2 separate regions of the Mus musculus genome follow, and region 1 is linked to region 2. A link is a contact called in ENCODE Hi-C or POLR2A ChIA-PET data. All regions are on one chromosome and are shown on one strand. Each heading gives the region's core, a stretch centred on a gene start or an enhancer-like site at or near the end of the contact. The rest is flanking DNA. Distances are from core to core; before and after follow the strand shown.

Region 1 (2,700 bases), core at 108-2,607, 49 kb before region 2:
AGGATTTTAGTACAAAACGGCCAGCGTTTGTACAACGCCAGTCCGATCAGCACTGGGGCATGATACTGCCTGGGTCCCATTGGCTTCCTACATGTGCCACCTCCCCTGTATCCGCGAACTGGAGGGGGGGGGGGGTAGCCAGCCATGAAGCAACTGAATAAGCTGGCCGGAACAGCATCCCCAGCAGCAGCGCTTCTCAAAACACATCTTCAACGTCCACGAAAGACACTCAGGCCGGGCCTGATAACCTGTCAGGGATCCAGTGGCGCCATCCCAAGCAGCTGCCCCCAGGCGTCTGCTGGGCCCGGACGGGGCTTGCGGGCCGCCCCGGACGTAGCAGCACCGTGCCACTTTCTCACAGGAGAGACTCCATTGTCCATTATCAAATGAACGCTGACAACCCATCTTCCCTGGCTGACTGGCCGGCCTTGCGGGACAAGAGGCACCGCAGTGCTCTCTCCGCCGGGCAGCCGCGTGTGTACACACGCAAGCACACACGCGCGCACACACCCCGCCGCGCCAGGGGCGCCCGCTCCCCCGCGCTTTCCAGAAGCCCCGGGCGGCCTGGCCCTCACCTTCGATGGCGATGACGTGCTCCCGAATCTGGTTCTGCAGCACCGGCTCCTCCACGCGCTCCAGCAGCTCGTAGATGGAGTAGATGTTGGGGTGGACCGACTCGAAGCGCTGGATCTCGGCCCGGATGGCAGCCGAGTTGGCCAGCTGCTGCTGGTAGTTCATGGTGCAGGCGCGGCGCCCAAAGCCGCGCGCCCCCCGTCGTCGCCGCCCCGCGCCCCGGAGCCCCGCGGGCCACCGAGACCCGGGGCGCCGCAGCCCCCGGGGAGCACGGAGCCGAGGAGGCGCAAAAAAAAAAAAAAAGAAAGAAAGAAAGAAAGAAAGAAAGAAAGAAAAGAAAAGAAAAAGAAAAAGAAAAAGAAAAGAACGCTGAGGATGAAGCAGTAGAGGGGCTCAGTTCATAGCAGGGACCAGCGTCCCGGGTCAGCGGGCCGTCCGGGAAGACCGCGGCGCCATGGAGCGCGGCCGGCCGCGGAGGAGGCTCGCTCGGGCGCCTTCCCGCGCCGCAGCCGCCCGCACCCCTACACGCCGGCCGGCCGAGCAGCCATTAAAGCGCAGGCAGCACGGCGCTGCGAGCGCCGGGGCCGAGGCCCCCGGGCAGTGGCCGCTCTGCTCCGGGCGCACGGCTGCGGCTGGGTCCGCGCGCTTGTGAGTGCCGCGCTACCGCGCGGGCCGGGGCCCTCAGCTGCCCTGCGCCGTCCGCCAAGCCGGGACCGAGCTGTAGGCGCCTTGCCAGCCGCGGAGACCGCTCCGAGCGCCGCCCGCCGCTGCCCGGCCAGCCCCCTCCCTGGCACGCAGGGCTCTGGCCCACGTCGGCCCCGCCCCCGCCTGCGCTCGCCGCCCTCCGGCCGCCGCTGCGTCCTCGGCGGCGCTTCCCAGCGCGCCGGATCCCGGGGAATTGCGCCAGACCCCGCCCCGCGCTGCCTCTGGGCTTGCTGGGACTTGTAGTCCATCACGCCGGCCGGCCCGCGCGCGTGGGGTGCGCTGTGCGATCGCGTCGCAGCGCACTGGGCGGGCCCCGCGGGACGTCCGGATGCCGCTACAGCCCGCGGATCTGCGAGCTGAGAGCCCTGGTCCCTCTCGGTTATCCCTACTGCCCCGTGCCAGCCCCCGCGCCTCTGTACGGGGAAGGTGGCGCACGAGCCCGCCCGCCCGCCCGCGCTTTTGTTTGTTTGCCAGTTGAGCGCTTAAGGAACCTCTGCGACGCGCGGGGTCCCCTCCCCCCGTCTGGCAACTTTCTGCCTCCTTTCTAAACCCAGCAGGATAGTTACTTCCCTTCCCATGGGATACACGGGAGTCCAACGCTTCATCAATAAACTAAACCTGAGGCTGGGGTGGTAGGTGAGACGGAATTCCACGGGGGCTTCTAGGCTTTTCCACGAAAATGTTGCACAACTGAGTTGTAACCTCCACGCCGCAGCCCTCCGAGCGCCCGACACTAACCCCACTTTAGCCCAGTCCAGGAGCCCATGAAGCTAGACCGCACTGCAGCTGAGAGCTCATGCCAACGACTCCAAATGAATTAGATTGTTGTAGATTTCCAAGGATCCAGGACGAGTCCGAGGCCGTAAAGGTCCTGGGTCTATGCACTGTCTCACCATGCAGGGGTGTTTTATAAACAGCCCACATTCCTGATTCAAATGCCCTGGGCTTTACCTGGTTCAAATGCAAGCTAATGGGCAGCCCAGGGCCCCAGGCAGCCTAGCTCTTGGTTCTTGGAACTCTTCCGAGTTCCAGTGTTCCTCAAGCCAGTGTACTGTTCAGCCTTCCTTGTCCCTAACACAGCAGAGGCCCTGGCTTGTTCTGTGCCTTGCCTCTATCTTCGTCCTTAGCAGAAACACTAATAGAGATGCTGGCATGTGGGTTCATTCTACTGTTCGTCCCTACTCCACCTTGAAACCCCAACTCTTTGTGAAATAGTTCCAGGACTCCCCTGCTTCACATCTGGCTTCTCAATCTCTTTGGGGGTTCCTTTGTACTTCTCTAAGGTTTAAATATGGATGATGCTGGGAGTCAACCTTAGACCTGTTTTATTTGCCTCTCTTATGCCTTTGAATATCATATAGAGGTTGATGACACTAAATTTTCTGTCCCAGACCTATCCACCTGTCCCCTCCTCATCACATC
Region 2 (2,700 bases), core at 174-2,673:
ATGCTCAGGTTCCACTCAGTGAAGAAGAGACTCTCCTCCTGATTGCCTGCAGATCAGGATGTTGAACTCTCAGCTCCTTCTCTAGCACCATGTCTGCCTGCATGCCACAATGCTTCCCACCATGACTAAACCTCTGAAACTGTGAGCCAGCCCCAATTAAATGTTTTCCTTTATAAGAGTAGCCTTGGCCATGATGTCTCTTCACAGCAGTAAACCCAAACTAAGATACTGTCTTATTACTTTTATATTGCTTTGAAGAGTGACATGACCTCGGCAACTTATAAAAGAAAGCATTTAATTTGGGTTCATGGTTCTTGGGGGTAAGAGTCCATGAACATCATGGTGGGGAACACGGCAGCAGGCAGGCTGGCATGATGGTGGAATAGTAGCTAAGAGTTCACATTTAATTCATAAGCACGAGGCAGAGAGAGCTAAGCAGGAATGGCACGGGCTTTTGAAAACCCAGAGCCCACTTCCAGTGACAGACCTCCACCAGCAAGGACACACCTTCTAATCCTTCCCAAACAGTTCCACCAATTGAGGACCAAGCATTCAAACTCATGAGCCTGTGGGGAGGGGAGAGGGGCATTATTATTCAAACCATGACATTTTCGAATGTTGGAATTCAGGATGAAGGAACCATTTATATCTACAAATGAAAGACCAAGAATGCAACTCAACAACCTCCAACTTGGGCAGACACAGGTAGAAAATGCCATCGAAAGAAAAGAAGGTGTTACCGTTGTTCTATTTATTATGCTGAAAATTTATGTCAGGGCATGTGTGTGGAGGTCAGAGCGCAACTTTGTGGGATTGATTCTCTCCTTCCACCTCTATGTGGCTCTCAGGGATAAAACTCAGGTCTCCGAGGTTGCATAGCAAGTGCTTTGTGCACTGACTCATGGAAGTTTTGCTAGGATCCTCCATGTCGATTCTAGGAGTCCAAAAGCAAATGGCTCCTCCCTCCATATGACCTATTTGGCAGTGTTAATTGGGAGAGTTTCCTGGCTAGTGAAGGGCGTGCTGGGAGAGAATGCTGTCCACCAGGAGGTTTCACTTCCTGTATCTCTTTATTGCTCTGCTTTTCTGAAGCAAGTTTGTATTACTTTTGTGATCAGGAAAAGCAATAAAGAGAAATTATTTCCTTAGGGCAAAAATGTTGGGAAAGAATAAAAGTCCTTTAGAAAACAATTTTTGGAAAGCCTTATAAAAAAAAATCAGGGAGGCTTCTGTTGCTAGGTGGTTGCCAAGGAACTGAAGTTTCTAATAGAATCTGCTGAGCGGTGATGGATGGGTGGAAGACAGCACCATTCCCCTCAAAGGGCAAGAGAGCGTTCGCTCCTTCTGATTGGAAGTCGTCCAGGAGGAAGTTCAGGGTTGGTGCATCAGGACACTGTTTGGCCTTTTGGAAACCCCATGAGAGGGGTCAGGCCATGGGAGCAGTAGACGCAGCAGAGACCCTGTGAAGCATGCTGGCAAGAAGCAAGCATTGACAGGCTACACGACACTACCATCCTGCAAGGTAAATACAGCAACAGAGAAGGAATAAGGGGTGGGTGATGACTTTTCCCCTACTCCTACTCTACTAACTGCAGGTCTGGGACTCACATCCATGTGCGACCCCAAAGATGGTGTTCTGGCTAGTCAGCCTGGTCCAAGCTAGAGTCACTGGAAAGGAGGGAATCTCCATTGAGAAAAATCTCTCATCAGATGCAGCTGTAAGGCATTTTTCTTAATTAGTGATTGATTGGGGAGGGCCCAGCCCATTGTGTGTGAGGCTACCCCTGGGCTGGTAGTCCTGAGTTCTATAAGAATGCAGGCTGAGCAAGCCAGAGGACCAAGCCAATAAGAAGTACTCCTTCATGACCTCTGCATCAGCTCCTGCCTTCAGGTTCCTGCCTTGTTTGAGTTCCTGTCCTGACTTCCTTCATGATGGACTACCATGTGGAAGTGTAGGCCAAATAAACCCTTTCCTCCCCAAGTTGCTCTGGGTCATGGTGTTCAGTCACAGCAATAGAAACCCTGACTAAGACATAAGGGAATCTTTCCACCACTCCAGCCTTGTTCTGAGAGAGAAACTGGTGTGAGATGGAAAACTTCCAGTAACAGCTCAAAGGACCAAGTTATACAGGGTACTCAAATAGTCATGGGTCGTAAGCTCCGCCCTCTGCAGCGCACACAGCTTGTCTTCTAGGCTCTGGTTTGCCTCCACTCCACTGCTGTTGCTGGTTTTGGTGGTTGTCCCATGGTACTGGAATTTCCAGAAATCTGGGATCTTCTGCTGTCACTGGGCTCTGCGTTCACCAGTAGCCTCTCCTGGGCTCTCTTCAGGAACTCCAGTTCTGCCACAAAATCCCAGGCCTTTGAAGGAGCCCAGAAGCCTGTGAGCCTAGACATGGGACACTAAGTTATTCACACAGTTATACTTTGGTTTTTTTAATTTGTGCTGGCTGTGACCATGATGTGGAAGTGTAAACCAGGTGTAAGGGGTAGCAAGCTTAGCTTTTGTCATTAACTGGTCCCCAATTCACCAAATCACCTTCAGCCTTACTTGAATTGTCCTACACCCTTCCTGCTAGTGGGGTACTGGCCAGGAGTTTACAGACATTGTTGACCCCTGACTACTCGGCTCACAGATTTCTCTGAAAGTAGTGGGGTTTTCCCAATGTGCAGGGAGCTGGAAGGGAGATGTGGGTCAGT

Evidence for each region. A loop is a pair of places that touch in the nucleus more often than their neighbours do. ChIA-PET counts read pairs that join two places held with the same protein, here RNA polymerase II (POLR2A).
Region 1: a map of left cerebral cortex shows a loop between it and region 2 (2.0-fold over the local background). The contact joins the promoter of Agap1 here to the promoter of C030007H22Rik in region 2. A Hi-C loop is called at or near these places in 2 of 37 maps with a recorded cell type or tissue (both left cerebral cortex). POLR2A ChIA-PET finds 5 or more read pairs at or near these places in 1 of 5 experiments (Patski).

The regions. Positions count from the first base shown.
Region 1 is chr1:89,453,468-89,456,167 of GRCm38, reverse strand. Agap1 (ArfGAP with GTPase domain, ankyrin repeat and PH domain 1) reads right to left here and starts at 1,357. Exons shown (of 18, transcript NM_178119.3): 1 at 576-1,357. The coding sequence starts at 738.
Region 2 is chr1:89,404,856-89,407,555 of GRCm38, reverse strand. It overlaps C030007H22Rik (RIKEN cDNA C030007H22 gene), which reads left to right and starts at 1,423. Exons shown (of 3, transcript NR_040482.1): 1 at 1,423-1,522.